Linked DNA regions of Mus musculus: region 2 is linked to region 1. Evidence: chromatin loops called from intact Hi-C (ENCODE). Cell type or tissue: heart. All regions are shown on one strand.

What was found. Hi-C counts contacts between places; a loop is a spot of excess contacts. Peaks named below come from ENCODE experiments on the same cell type or tissue, not always from the same donor. Only the 100,000 strongest peaks of a DNase experiment are listed, where the experiment ranks them.
Region 2: a loop joins it to region 1, with 4 times the contacts of the local background. A loop is called at or near these places in 3 of 42 quality-filtered maps.

What each region holds. Positions count from the first base shown.
Region 1 is chr3:8,919,281-8,927,280 of GRCm38, forward strand. It overlaps Mrps28 (mitochondrial ribosomal protein S28), which reads right to left and starts at 4,577. Exons shown (of 3, transcript NM_025434.3): 1 at 4,307-4,577. The coding sequence starts at 4,516. Tpd52 (tumor protein D52) reads right to left here. Exons shown (of 6, transcript NM_001025262.2): 6 at 7,250-8,000. It overlaps Gm52601 (a long non-coding RNA gene), which reads right to left and starts at 4,292. Exons shown (of 2, transcript XR_003954436.1): 1 at 4,194-4,292; 2 at 1-3,103. In heart, CTCF peaks have their summits at 3,862 and 4,653; DNase peaks (open chromatin) are centred at 4,251 and 4,571; H3K4me3 peaks cover 1,732 bases; H3K27ac peaks cover 1,642 bases.
Region 2 is chr3:10,346,917-10,354,916 of GRCm38, forward strand. Zfand1 (zinc finger, AN1-type domain 1) reads right to left here and starts at 4,401. Exons shown (of 8, transcript NM_025512.3): 1 at 4,326-4,401; 2 at 1,594-1,636; 3 at 249-288. The coding sequence starts at 4,380. In heart, no CTCF peak of the experiment used is centred here; a DNase peak (open chromatin) is centred at 4,455; H3K4me3 peaks cover 1,490 bases; H3K27ac peaks cover 1,350 bases.

The sequences.
Region 1 (8,000 bases):
ACTCATCTCCCTCTGCTTTCTGGCTCCAGGCACATGTAACCAGCTGCTTCCGGTTCCTGATGCCCAGCAGAGCCTTCTCTGCCAATTGGGCTATGCCCTCAAACCATGAACAGAAAACAATCCTTTCTCCCTTAAGCTGTTTGTTGTCAGGTACTTGGTCAGAGCAAGGAGGAAAATAAGTAAACAGACAGCAAACATTTACCGAGGACCCATCATGAGCCACACAAAGTGCTCACATAGTGAGAACAAACCAGAACAAGAGAAAAAAAGACCTTTGCCCACCTAAAAGCTCATTAGATTGGGGTTAAGGCCATGAAAACCTTTATCCTAAAGAGTACTAATGTGGCACAAACTACCATATTAGAAATGACCAGTGCCTGTAAGTTAGGATTAGACACGTGCACAGTATCTTTTGTTGTTTTGGGTTTTCTATTTCTCCAGTGAAAAGCTTGATTTTATTGTCTCACTGAATTGTACACTTCAGCCCTTAGTCATAGCTTAGACAGACTTATTTGGGGGGTTGGGAAGGGGCATGCCACAAGGGATATGGGGAGGTCAAAGAGCAGTTTGCAGGAATCAATTCTCTCCAGGTCAGCAGGCTTAGCAACCAATGCCCTCCCACCCTCAAATGACACTTTTTATCTTATTATAACACAAGCCCAGGCAAGTCATAATGACACATGAGAGGTAGAGCAGGAGTGCGGCACACACAAGGCTGTGGTATAGCCTAGGGGACTGTTTCCTGCAGCTTTACGATGGTGCTGTCCCATAGCTCTGCCTCCACCTCTACAGTCGCTATTACCCACAACCTCAACGGGCGCATGCATTTGATACCTGATAAACCCCATGGTTAGAACAGCGTCTCACCACAAAGCATTGATAACCCATTTAATGAGGACAGTAATTCCAAAAGCATTCCTGAAAAGCCACCTCGCTGTGTCTTGTCATGGAGCCCAGCACTAGAATATCTCAACTGAGTGCCTCAGTCTAGATGCTGCAAAGCTGCAGAGACCCTGCAAAGCAGAGAACCTAACCTGTACAGCGGAGATTGCAACCCAGCCTCCTTACGCTCTCCTCCTCAAGCATTTATTCCAACTAAACCAAGATTCCCAAGAATTATTAACAAGGAACTGGGGGCTGGAGAGATGGCTCGGTGCTTAAGAGAACTGACTGCTCTTCCAATGGCCTTGAGTTCAAATCCCAGCAACCACATGGTGGCTCACAACCATCTATAATGAGACCGGATGCCCTCTTTTGGTGTGTCTGAAGATAGCTACAGTGTACTCACATATAATAAAAGACATAAATCTTTAAAAAAAAAAAAAAGGAATTGGTAAGCTATATTTCACAGCCAAATGCATCTACTCGCTGGGTAGCAGAATGATGTTTGCTAAGCTGTGTTAGAGACTCCATGCAGTGTGAACTGGGCAGAGCAAATAAAGTGTCCTGGGACTTGCAGAAAACAGAACACTCTGATCAGAACGGTCTTCAGAAGGAAAAGGAATCACGGCCACTGTTTCATATCTGAGAGCTTCCCTTCATTAGACTAACCACTACTATGTGAAACCCACAGCTATGGGTAAGATGTCCACTAAGCTGCCCTTAGAACAGGGAGAGTACTCTGGTTTACCTGACGGTCCTAACTAATCCCAACAGAACTCAAGATAAAAAAGGAGCAGATGCAAGGTCATCATGAGGTACTGAGTAAGAAGACAGTTGTCACTGGCAGCTTTGAAGATGGGAGAGGCGGCTCCTGAGCCAAAGAGCACCGAGTCCCCACAACAGGGCCACAGGAGGAAAGTTACCCCCAAAGCATAAGGAACTGAAGCTTCTCAGCATCCTACTGCTGAGGGAAGAACTAGGAATTCCTACTGTGCTAACCTGTGAGCCAATGCGGAAATCATATTGTGGCAGTAGCTCGGGAAATGGGAACCCATCAAGATCCAGCTATGCCGCTCTTAGGCATATACATTACATAAGGGCACTTGCTCAGCCATGTTCATTGCTACTCATGATAGCCAGAAATCGGCAGCAACCTAGACATCCCTCAGCACAAGACTAGATAAAGAAAATGTGGTATATTTACACAATAGAGCACGTCTCAGCTTAAGAAAAAAAAAAAAAACCCTCCAGGTAAATGGATGGAACTAGAAAAATCATCTTGGTGAGGCGTCCCAGAGCCAGAGAGAGAAATTTGGTATATATTCACTGATATGGGAGTCGATGATAACCTAGCAACAATCTGCAGAACACAGATGTTAGGTAGGCTAGGTATAGATTAAGGGACTAGAGGGGACAGACAGATCTACCCAGGAAAGGGAATAGAAGAAACAGCCATAGATTGAAGGATGTGGAACAGACCCTAATACAGCAGAAGCTTTCTAAAACATACACATATATGAAAAGGTGACCTAATTGAAGTTGACAAATAATGAGGGAGACAAGAGTCCCATGTGGCCATCTCTTGTCACAAAATGAAGCTTCCAGTCACAGGATTGTGTTACATCTGACTGAGCTGCTAGCCAAAGGGATCCACGAGAAGCCTCAAGCAACTGAAGCTGTTGCCAAAACTGTAGGCTGCTCTCCACAAACTGACAGCAAGGCCCACTGCTGAAGACAACACCTACTTATTGAACATGGAGAACACTGAACGTGGCCGGTGCCTAAATAAAGTCTTCACCCTTATGTTTTAAAGTTAGTCTACAGGCTTCTAAAAGAGAAATATAAACACCAACCCAGCCACAAACCCTTTGATCTAAAATGGTGTCCTGTCTGCAAGATATGCTGGTATTACAAAGCTTGTGGAGTAACCAACCAATATCTGGTTTGACTTATGAAACCCATTCCGAACACTGCTTGAGGGACCTCGGGTAAATCCAAATACTACTGTTCTTAAAAAAGAAAAACAATGTACCAATAAAATTATTCTTAATACGATTCTGTATGCTCATAGATCAGTGTCTTGCTCAGTCATCATCAGAGAAGCTTCCTCCTGCAGCAGTTGGGAACTCATACAGACGCCCTCAGCCAGACAGTATTCAGAGGTGGAACATCCTGTCCTAACAGGGATGTCTCCATCATATCCCTCCACTCAGTGTGAGCCCTAAAGAAGAGGAGATGGGAATGGTATAAGAGCCAAAAGGTTGTGGAAGACACCAAGAGAACAAGGCTCTCTAAATCAACATGAACAAAGCTGGCAGAGACTGGAAAGCACTCACAGGGCTTGCACCAGGCCTACCCCAGGTCCTCTAAAGTGTGTCGCGGCTTCCAGCTTCTATGGGACTCCTGAGTGTGTGCACAAGTGCCTGTATTTCCTCCACCTCTCTTGAGCTCTTTAAATTCTATTTGTTTTGTCCAATTCTAATATGTTAAGTTTTTGTTATCTTTTTATATTTTCATTTTCTTATTTTAAAAGAACTCCTAGTGCCCTATAAGTAAAAATTTGTGTTTTAAGCCACTACATGTGGCAAAAATCTCAAAACTATGTCCTGGGGTCCTTCCCATCACTAGATCAAAGAAAAGTTTTGGCACTCAAAACTAAGATGACCCTACAATCCTGAGAAATAGCTACATGTGTACTGTTCAGCAATACCCACTAGAGAACAAAAACTGGAAATTCAGATTTTTCTTATATAACCCAACCTCATGTATACCCGAGTCTCAGAATTTTTAAAAATCCCAGCCTTTTGTATTTGCACTACTTCATGTATCTAAATTATTTTACAATGTTTTACACAAAGGGGGAAAAAACTATATTTTTAAAATAAAAGGTCACTTGCAATAAAGGAAAGTGAAACACTGACAGTTTAAATCATACGCCCAGTTCACAATAGCTTTAAGTGTCAATTCAATTAAGATGCTTGTGACAGGCCTCGAGCCGCCTTGTGGCAAGGCTAAGACCTGGAGTCGTTTTCCTCCAAGTCTGACGGGTCGCCCCACAAACCCGATGGATACCTGGCCCAGAATGTGTCACAAAGGTATGCAGAGAGAACCCACAGGAGCGTAAAAGCCATGGAAAAGGAAGAAAATATTAATCACACGCTCTGCTGCAGGTCAAGGGTAGAAAGCTACCCCCGCCGCTCCAGTCGCTCCTCTCCTCATCCCTAAGTCACCGGCATAGCCCATGACAAGAAGGACAGAATTCACCCCCAACCCACGCTGGCCCCTCCCTGGAGTCGCCGCCTGAGCCCCACCCCAACACCGACGGGCTCCCGCCCCACCACGCCGGCTCCTCCCAGCGTCCCGGGCTTAGCCCCTCCCCACGCTCGGCCCGGCGTGCGGACGTGGCGCCGCGAGGCCTGCTTACCAGTCGGAGCTCCGCCTTCCGCTGCAAGTCCGAGTGTCGCTCCAGAGCGCTCGCGAAGCCGCCTGAACGCGCCCGAGGAGCGGAGGAGTCGTGGGTTGCGCTCTCGGAACCACTCTCCGTGCTTGCATTTCGCAAAGGCTTGGAGAAGACAAGCGCTCTCAAGAAACGGCTCCCAGCAGTCCCGGCGTGGGACCTACACAGCGCCGCCATGACGCCTGCGCGACCTCTGACCTCTTCTGCACGCTTGCAGGTCAGGGGGCGGGCCGAGGAGAGCCCCGCCTACCGCCTTAATCCCAGGCGAGCCTACTAGTCCGGTAGTTTAAAGCTTGCCTCCCGCGGACGCCAGAGAGCGCATGCCTCCTGAGGGACGGGGTGACGCTACAGCTGCTGTACTACACGGTCTTCAGAGGTCTCCTTCGTTATCCTGTTAGAGTTGGAAGCCCTATGCTCACCAGCACCTCCTGTGCCTTCGTTACTCAGCACTTTCGAATGCGTCATGCTTTAGATTTGAAATAATTCTTAGTGTTCACCCTCCAGTTTTGTAAACTCCAGGAAGGAAGGAGAGATTGCCTTTGCAAATGGGCACAAAGTTGTTCCTAAAACTGATGGTAGGTCTGTCCTTGGCCACTTCTGTTGCCAGTCACATGCATTACAAAACCCAACAGAAGTTTTATCCTAGCTAGCTACCATCATTTCCTGTGAATTAAGCTTCAGAAATATGCTCAGGCGTAGCACTTCCACGCTCCCATACCCAAACACTTGATATTGTTTGTTTCTCCCCAGTGTAAATCCCCAGAATTTGTCCATCCACTTAAGAATCGAACCTAGTTGCAAAAGTGTTTGCCTTTTAAGTGGACCACTAGTCTAATCAATGTAATGTTAACCTACAGATTACTAAATCCAAGGGCGGGTGTCAGTTTTCTATGTCATTTGTACATAAATATCTTTTTTCCCCTTATCGAGGTCTCATGTAACCCATACTGGCCTTGAGCTCACTGCGTAGTTGAGGGTGACCCTCATCATCTGACCCTCCTGCTTCTCCCTGAATGATGGGACTTTACAAGTACTGTCACTACCAGGGCCAGGACAGAACCTCTTTTATGTCTTTGACTCTTAGTGTAAGTCTTCCTCAATGCTGCAGGTCTATTTTGACCTTAGAATGATGCATAGTTTTGTGGATAACTTACCACTCCGCATTACTAGTCACTGTAGGGAGTATCTCACAAATTCAGTAGGAGCCTGAAAAGTAGATTCCGCTTCAAGTGAGATCTCATTCTGCATACGCTCATTTCTGCTGACACTTAAGTGGATTCTTGTCGAAAATGTCAATCTCTATGGCTACTACCACTTTCAGTTCCTTTCGGAAACAGTGTAGCAAATTGTAGAGCTCCCTTTAAGAGCCCTCAGCAGTCTCAAGTAAGGAACTTTCATCCTGGGCAATCCAGTATCCCCGTGCAGATTTGGTTTTTCTGCTTGGGAAAGCAAGCTGCTCAGCAGTGCCAAGTTTAAAGAACTGCTTTGCAAACTTAAACTGTATCACTTCCAGTGCTTGTCTGGCATGGCAAGGCCCTAGGTTCAATCTTCAGGATAAACCCTCCATCTGGATGAACAGAACAAATGAAGTCCCATCTTTAAATCCAACAGACATGTTATATTCGTGTTGCCTAAGCTAGTGAATAACCCTGAAAGCCAGGCAGCGCCATGGGGAGGGGCTCTTAGTCTTCCTAGTGATATATGTACGCTCAGTGGACTCGTCTTGAAGCTCCCAACTTAAGAAGTATCAAATGAAATTAGAAAAGTGAGGATTCACAGGGCAGTGGTGATATACAACTTGAATTCTATCCCTCAAGAGGAAGAGGCAGAGGAATGTCTCGGAGTTTGAAGCCAGCCTGGTCTACAGAGCATCTTCAAGGCCAGCCAGGGCTATACAGCAAAATCCTGTCTCAAAATTACTTAAGAGAAGAAGAGGAGAGAGGAAGGAGGAGGGAGGAAGGAGAGAGTGGAGATTCATAGCAAACCATTTTAATTGGAATTTCTTTATACAGTGGATTGTGCTCATCTGAGAAGCCATAGGTTGTCAATAAAAAGCCTAACACCAGGTTTGGGACACCTCCCCTCAAGCTGATGGTCAGGGTTTTCCTGGAGACACCTGGCACAATACAGACAACTGTCCCTGCACTTGTTTGCATATCAGGACAGGGCAGTAAAACTCTGCTGAAGACACTATACATTCTGGTCACAGACTATGAAGAAACCAAGTTGGCCCACAAAACTTGGTTGGTACTCTCAGTGTACTAGGACATGCTGTGTGGGCTGAAATCATCAGCTGTGAACCCTGTGAACTCGAATAACAACCAGCATGGCAGAAGATGACCAGGGGTACAGTGTTGGCATGAATGCTATGAGAGTAAGCAAACACTTCTTGGACTTTTAAGGCCTACTCCACAGGAGATGGAACCAATCCAGTTACTGCAGATCTGGCCAAAAACTATGATTTTGCTAAACAGATATACTATCAAGCTGCCCTATAAATTCCTCTCTACTCACAGGTGAGTGCAGCTCGAAGGCCTCACCAGCAAAGTTTCTTTGTGCAGTGGATGGTAGTTAACACAGAAACAACTGGTCCAAGTTGCACAGCCTGTGGAGAGCTCCACCACAAATGGCCACAAATCCACATCACCACTCCATCATCCCAAGGCTCAGGGACCATCCTGGAGGAGCTGGTACAAAGATTATTAAGACCCAGTGGTCAGAGAGGACCAAAGCGCAAGTGCTTTCTGCAATGACAGGATCCCTACAATCATGAACTCTCAGCAGCTGTGTTGCCTGAGTGGGACCTGCCAGATCAAGACAATCGAGCTTCTAAATAGACTGGGAAGTAGCTCGTGAGCCCCACCCAACTGAATGGTTCAAAATCCGATAAATGACAGCACAAATTAGAATGGATTATTAAAGTTTATTGCTGGGGGTAGGGAGGTAGAAGCAGATCAGGGAAGTAGTTAAGGGGGAAAGTTAGTGCATATGATTAAAACATATGCAATCCTCAAAGATACTTACTTTTCAAACTGAAGTAACGAGGAGATGGGAATTTTGAGCTGGGAGTCAACCTGCACTAAGTAATGAGATCCTGTCTCAAAACAGTGTGTGGTGGGGCATGCATGTGATCCCTGTCTCTGGCAGATGGAGGTAGGATGGTCAGGGCTTCAAGGTCACCCTTTGCTACATAGCAAGATGGACAGCTTGAACTGTGTGAGACTGCCTCAGAAATAAATAAATGAATGAATGAACAAATGGATAAATGGATGAATGAAATAAAACCAAGTGAGTCAACAAGAGGGATGAGTCTGCAGGACTCTTGCCTACACAGGCACCAATGGGCATGGGCTCTATTGGCAATACTGCTGCTCCATGCATCTTCCCACTAGCTCTATTAAAATACTTCCAAGTTATTAATACCCATTGTAATAGCAGTTAGCAAGAAAACGAATAAAATATACTTCAAAGCCCTGATGGCATCAATCGACCTGGCCTCATCTACCAAGTTGTGGCATCAACAGCACTACACGCACCACACCCCAGCCCACCCCCAAGAACACCAGTGTGCTAAAGGGTGCTTCCTAAAACCTCCATAGAAAGGTCTTAGTGGTTTGGTTGAGGTGACTTAGAGGTGGTTAGAAATTTATGCCTCAGGCTG
Region 2 (8,000 bases), 1.4 Mb after region 1:
ACCTCAGCATGGAGGCCAAGCGGGATATGAACACTCAGCTCAGCGTGGAGAGGAGGGCTAGGACCGGAAGCTATGAGAATAAACACCTAAACACCAACGACAGCAAATTTTCTTCAAAAAACAAAATGAAGCAAAAGATTCTGAACGTCACATCTAGTGTACCAAGTAGCCGTGAATCTAATCAAATTCTAAAACAAAGTACATGAGTACAGATATATAAATTATGTAATAAGAGAAAATAAACGCACCTCAGAACAACCATGAGAGTCCTTGCTTCTGTGTTCAAGGCTTAAATAATTACAAAAAAAAAAAATCATTTAAATGCAATCAGCTAATACATTTAATGATAACTGAAGTAACTCGGGCTGTTTTAACTTCTCACATCCTTATGGTGCATTCTGCACACTACAGTAGTGACTTTCAGGTAAGAACAAGCAGAAGCCACAGAACGAAGGGGCGTGTACAGTCTCAAATGTTTTCACCGTAAGTGTTCACCTGCAATTGAATATAAACAATGCACCATTCTAGCTATGTTTAATTGGAGTGCTTTAACTGCATGCAAACAAGGGGTCTCACAGTTTCTTCTGAACTGAATCAGTAAATGAAGGGATGCAAAGTCAAGGCATGACTTTCCAAATCCTTGGGTGGAACCCAGGGCATATTTGCAAGGTCTGTGTTCCAATACCATGCACTATCCATTTTGAGAACATTATAGGTTGGACACTTTACGTATGTTCACAAAAATACACAGAATAATTATGGCTAGAGTTTTCAAAGCTACTTCTTTAAAGTATGGGTATTATTCTCTCACTGTAATTACGATACATAATCTTACAGTGCACATTCATGAATACATTTCTGGTAACTTAATGCTTAAGGACATACACGCGTAGCCAATTAGAAACTGTGACTAGTCAGTCAGTCTTTTCCACAAGTGACTACAACGCTGAATAGGAACTGTCAGTGGCTAAAGTTACAACACTCTTCTACATCATAATTCCAGCACTCTAGAGTCTGAAAAAGGGGGAATGAGGAGTTTAGAGGCCAGCCTTGGCCATATGAGACCTGTGTCAAACAGAAAATAAACACAAAAAAGTGATTGTTTTTAATAATTAGTTTCTATAACTGAGGATTGATACTTGTGTGAACTTTACAAAGTATATGTATATAGACAGCATTAGTATGAATTAACTAATAAGGAATTATAGATATAAGTGAGATTGATACATACACATATATCTATGTGTGAGAGAGAAACATATATACAGCATATACTACATGTATATCTGCGGCTTTATTATTAAGTAAACTACTTACTATTGCTAGATTGTTTATGAACTGAATCAGTAAATGAAGGGATGAAAGTCAAGGCATGACTTTCCAAATCCATTCCCCCTTTTTCAGACTCTAGAGTGCTGGAATTATGATGTAGAAGAGTGTTGTAACTTTAGCCACTGACAGTTCCTATTCAGCGTTGTAGTCACTTGTGGAAAAGACTGACTGAATTATGGTTTACATCATATTTGTCACAATTAACTCCATATTGACAACCACCAAAATTCTTTTCATATCCTACATACAAATGTAACTTACCAAAATATTCCTGAACAACCATCACACACAAATGGAAGAAAATCTAAAATTAGAGGAAAATATAGTAGGTCCTGGTTAGTGTCTGATTTTGATGTAGTTTTGTTTGTTTGTTTGTTTGTTGTTTTGGTTTTTCGAGACATAGTTTTTCTGAGTAATCCTGTCTGTCCTGGAACTTACTCTGTAGACCAGGCTGGCCTGGAACTCCGAGATCTGCCTGCCTCTGCCTCCCAAGTGCTGGGATCAAAGGCGTGCACCACCACTGCCTGGCTTGATTTAGTTTTCTTAAGCAAAAAAATCTGCTGCCAACTCTAAGAAAAAATTTCTTTCCAATGACCCAGTATATCATTACTATGTAATCATTATTAACCAAAAAGTACCAAATCTCCAACTCTAGGAAAGTGGCTCAATCAATGGGAGGTAGATGTTACTTAGTAACTTTGTTAAAACAAAACAAAACAAAAAAACAATGGTGGTATTTTTCTCCATTGTTTTGTTTCCAAGATTTACTAGGTATTTTTTTTTTTTTTTTAGAACAGTGTGCTGCAGAATGTATGCATTTGGTGTCAAAATTCTGGGTTTTAATTCTGACACCATTTAACATCAATCTAGCAATAGTAAGTAGTTTACTTAATAATAAAGCCGCAGATATACATGTAGTATATGCTGTATATATGTTTCTCTCTCTCACATAGATATATGTGTATGTATCAATCTCACTTATATCTATAATTCCTTATTAGTTAATTCATACTAATGCTGTCTATATACATATACTTTGTAAAGTTCACACAAGTATCAATCCTCAGTTATAGAAACTAATTATTAAAAACAATCACTTTTTTGTGTTTATTTTCTGTTTGACACAGGTCTCATATGGCCAAGGCTGGCCTCTAAACTCCTCATTCCCCCTTTTTCAGACTCTAGAGTGCTGGAAATACAGTATGAGCCCCCATACCTGGCTCAGTCACTTTCTAACTGACTTCAATCTATCTCATATATGAATCCCAGCAAGTGGCCACATAAGCTACACAAACCCAGTCACACTGCTTTCACAATGGCAACCAGACAGTACTGCTCAGTCCTTTACAGAGAACTTTAATAGTCCAGAAAAGATACCTTGTAGGGTATCTTAATCCAAAATGCCAAGAGGGTCCCCCTAGGTAATCATGCTTGCAGACTAAGGGCCCGAATGTTTTCCTAGAATGAGAAGCGCCTAGTGAGCTATCACTATTGTTATTAAACGAATCATAATACTGTGAGCTTCAATTTCATGCCAAGAAATTAGAGATATGTGTCAATATGTAAACTCAAACACATAATCTGCAGAATTTTTATACTTTTTTAGATTTATTTTTCTTATTATTGTGTGTGTGTGTTGTGTTTTCTTGTTTGACACAAATGGAGGGTGGAGGATAACTTTTCGGGAATCAGTTCTCTCTTCCCACTGTGATTTTGAGGCAGGGTCTGTCTTACTCCTGGCTAGTGCCTCTGAATGAGGGTCCTGCCTACAGCCATGCTCCTGTCTGAGACACACGCCGAGGTTTGGATTACAGACTTTGTCACTGGCCCATTATGTCACTTTCAATGGGAAAAATTGGTTGTGTTTGCTATTTTGAGACTTAGAGGGTTCAAGCAAGTATTATATGCCATTCAAGGTAGCCCAGGAGGAAGAGTTATGATTAAAATAATTTCTTAGCATCACATATCCCTACTTAACTGCACCCCCTTTCTGCTAGTCCAAGAGATAGGCCTCATCTTAATAACACTACAGATATGTGAAACTGGAAAGGATGAGCTATATCACAGATGGTAGATATATTTAGACATACTAGTAAATCAACCTGACAAGATGTATATAACTTAACAGTCAAATTCAAATAGCCAAGCTTCCCTAGGAAAGGACTACATGGGGAAAAAAAACCAAAAAACAAAAACAAAATTGATCTGCTGAGTGAATGGTAAAGGACATATACAACAACACGTCCTGTCTTGCCTTTGCTTAGTGCAGGCATCACCTACTGCAGGAATCCAGGCCAAACCCAAGAGCTGCATTCAAGACCTTGTTAGGAACTAACAGAAGCTGCAGCATGAGGAAACCCTCTGCTCACATTTGGAGTGCGATCTAACAGACTGTGAGCCTGACGCTTTAAGGACTTGCCGGCTATAGGAGTCTAAACACCCTGAACTTTGACGCATACCACCAGGGCCTATGTTTATGACAAGGTCTACCATTACCATAGTATTTATTAAACCTTCCTAAAATGTGGTTTACTGATCTGCAACTAATAGCTTAAGTTAATATTAGAAACACCAAGACGTCTAAAAACCTGCGAACACACTGCTGAAAACTGATGCTCTTCAACGCATTTGTCAGACAAAAAAATAAAAAATCAATCAAGAAAAAGCCTGGGAAAGTGGATGCTCCACGGTGGCAATGGTAAGGACCGAGGGGAACTGGAGTCCTGATCTAAGTCGCTTCGCCGACCAGGGCTTCTTGAGCAAGGCCATCTGGATACCCCGAGGAGTCTGCAAGGTGTGCATTCGGGATCTGCGTGCAAACCAAGGGAGCCACAAAGTTCGCCCCTACACCGAGGAACAGTAACAAAGACACCACCAGTATCACCCTGGAAGGTCGCTCACGCCCCGCGTCCTCCCTCACCCGCCGCCACCGCCCCGGCCGTCAGAACCCGGCCCAGGTCTCCCGCGGATGAAAATGGGGCTTCCAGCGTCACCTCGCTGCCGGCAGTGCTGCACCTGGCAGTGCTGCCCAATGTCCAACTCCGCCATCTTTCCACCGCCGCAAGGGCAGGGGGCGGGGCAGCGCTGGGAACGTCAGTCCGGAGCGGGCAGGACCGAGGGCGGGGCGTCCTGTGAGGTGGGTGGGGCCTGTAGTGGGGCAAGGCGGGGCTTTCGGGGGCGGGACCCCCGGTGGGGTGGGGCGGGACTCCGCGATGGGGCGAGGCGAGCATGCGGGGCGGGGCCCACAGGAGAGGCGGGGCCTTGAAGACACTTGCGCGCTTCCTGGAGGTTCCAGCACTCTCCAGAAAGAGAAGAGACTTAGTAGAACTCAATTCTTGTAGCTGAGGTTCTCGGGCTCAAATTTGAGAAAAACCTAGCTCCTCTTTTGGAAACTGCACTCGCTGTTCTCTACATTGAGTCTCCAAAATTGAGAACTCCCTCACGAAGATTTCTTGATTTCTTAAGTAACTGTATTCCCAGGAGCCAACAAAGACCTGGCAAGAAGGAGCTAAAGGAGTCTGCAACCCTATAGGTAGAACAACAATATGAACTAACCAGTACCCCCAGAGCTCATGTATATGTAGCAGAAGATGGCCTAGTCGGTCATCATTGGGAAGAGAGGCCCCTTGGTCTTGCAAACTTTATATGCCCCAGTACAGGGGAACGCCAGGGCCAAGAAGTGGGAGTGGGTGGGTAGGAGAGTGGGGGGAGGGCATGGGGGACTTTTGGGATAGCATTGGAAATGTAATTGAAGAAAATACCTAATTAAAAAAAAAAGAATGCTAGCAAAAAAAAAAAATGTTATAGCAATCAAGAGAGGTACCGGGACACTGATTACTATATTGTCTTGATGTTTTAGTTTGAAGTAAATGCCCTCACCATGAAAGCATTAGGCTTTTGTTTTTAATTTAAAGGCTTCTTTTAATTATTTGTTAAAATTCTAGTAAGGAAAAAAAAAAATACATGCAACTAAAGTGTACATCGCTCCTCGGTTAGGAGAGCACACTGCAGAGGCAAGCTCCTAGGTCATAGGATGAAGGGAGCTGTTTGATGTCTGACGAGCCTCTTCATTAGAACTAAGGGGAGGCCTTGCCTTGTAGGTGGGGTAGGAAGGGATGTCTTTCTACTGACAAGACACTGGACACAATCAGAGTGGATGAGTGACAATCAGCTGCAGACCTGAATAGTCTCCCATGTGACTTAAGGGTACTCAAATGCTCTCCTGAAGAGTAAAGTGAATACAATTGCCACACACCATACTTTTTCAGTGCATTCTGGATATTCGAACAGACACCACAGGCTTGGGCAGCAAACAGTTTTTTCAGAGAGCTAACTCCCAGCCCTTGCGATTTCTTGAATCTAAGGCTCAGCAACTTACGTTTTACTAATGTTGGTACAGTCAAGCAACAGTAGATTTTCTAGAATGTTACCGTGACTGAATGTTCTAAATAGATGGCAAATATATATCCCACCAATCCAATCAGAACATTTCTTTTTCAGCTCTTGGAGATCTCATAGCAGCCCAAGACTAAAGTTTAGCTACTCCTATCCCCGAGTCTCCTTTTCTGGTTTTTTCTTTAGATATTATTTACCAAAATCTATCTCTCCATCTATTTGTGTTCAACCCCTTTGTTAAATATATCCTCACTGATGAAATTCCAGTGATAAATGAATCAGAAACTCCTCTACCTCCATACTTAGTCATGACAACTTTTTTTAAAAACATGAGCTCTCGGGCTGGTGAGATGGCTCAGTGGGTAAGAGCACCCGACTGCTCTTCCGAAGGTCCGGAGTTCAAATCCCAGCAACCACATGGTGGCTCACAACCACTCACAATGAGATCTGACTCCTTCTTCTGGAGTGTCTGAAGACAGCTACAGTGTACTTACATATTAAAAAAAAAAAAAAGAACAATAAATAACAATAAATAAAGGGGTGGATGTAGTGCACACTTGTATGTAGTCAAATATTCATACATGTAAAATAAAAATCTTTTAAAAAAAAAAAAAAAAAACATGAGCTCTCCATTTCTAGCAGTCTGTTATGAGTACATGCTCTGTGTTATTTGACAATAAAACTTAAGTGCAAAATGAAGGCTTTTTTTTTTCCTGTACCATTCCATTTCTAACTAAAGCAGTCTACTGCACTAGGAAGCACAAATGCATGCCCAAACCTGCCCTTTCTTATGTGTGCCATGGAAATGCCCCCTAAACACCATGGAGTCTTCTTTAGAAACATTCTTCATTCTCTATTTATTCTCTGGATTATTTTTATGAGTAAAAAGTCATTTCCTTGCCCAAGATATCCCTTCATTTCTTCATTAGGCACAGCATTCTGTAGTTTGTTCAGTAAAGTTTTTCAGCTGCATCCTCGACTCTTCTACCCCATCTCCAGCTTCACAATGTCTCCCTCCTGTCCAATAGAATTTTGAGTGCTCTTTAATGGCAGGTGCCATTTTCTTTTCTCTAGAATGTTTCTATGTCAAGGGTTCCCAAATTTCCTTCAAACTATGAATCACCTGCATGCTTGCCACCCTCCTCCTGGGGTCCAATTAAAGGGTTGGGAATGGCTGTAAGAAACTGTAATTGCCTATACGTTGGTCCTTATCCGGTACATTTAGGAAACCCTTTGTCCCCTACTCTGCTTTCAGCATACACATCTTGCAAGGAAGGTGCAGGTATAGTTCTGTCCCTCGGGACATCAGACATCTCCTTTAGCAGCACTATGCACGTTTCTGATTAGCTCTACCCAGATCCTATTATAATTTACTTGACTCCAGCTCTCCATTCCCCCTTGCCCCACCCTAACCCCTGCTTTGGATTCTATTATTTACATAATAAAATCGTTCTTGGGTCCATTCAGCAAGCAGTCTGAACATCTCCTACATTTGAGGTACTTACTGTTCTATATTTGATACAGAATTAAATACAGCATAGTCCACAACTACACTGAACTCTTGATCTCTAAGGGATGTCTTTGTCATTTAACTTATTTTAAATGTTGTCCCAGCCTGCCTTTCCCTTGTTGTCTTCTGAAGCCTCAGTGCTCTGCAGCCGGCCACCCAGCCCTTGCGCAGCCATTGTCTTTACTTGCAAGCCATCAGGGAAATGCAAATCAAAATCACTCCTCCATTGCTGGTGGGAGAGCAAATTTGTACAACCTCTTTGGAAATCAATATGGTGGTTTGTCAGAAAATGAAATCAATCTACCTCAAGACCCAGATAGCACTCTTGGGCATATATCCAAAGGACACTCTATCCTACCACAAATATAAGCTCAACTATGTTCATCGTGGCTTTATTCATAGTAGCTAGAATCTAGAAACAGTATAGAAGTCCCTCAACTGAAGAATGGATAAAGAAAATGTGGTACATCTACACAATACTCAGCTGTTTAAAAAGATGACATCATGACATTTTCAGGCAAATGGATGGAACTAGAAAACCTTGGCCTGAGCAAATTAACTTGGGCCCCAAAGATAACATGGTATGTATTCACTTTTAAGTGGATATTAGCTGTTGAGAAGATGATAATCATGCTACAACTCACAGTCCTAGGAAAGCTAAGTAACAAGATGAGCTCTAAGGGGACACATGGATCTCCCTCGGAAGGGAAAATAGAATAGATTTTGCAGATGGACTGAAGGTGGGTGGGACATAGAACAGGAG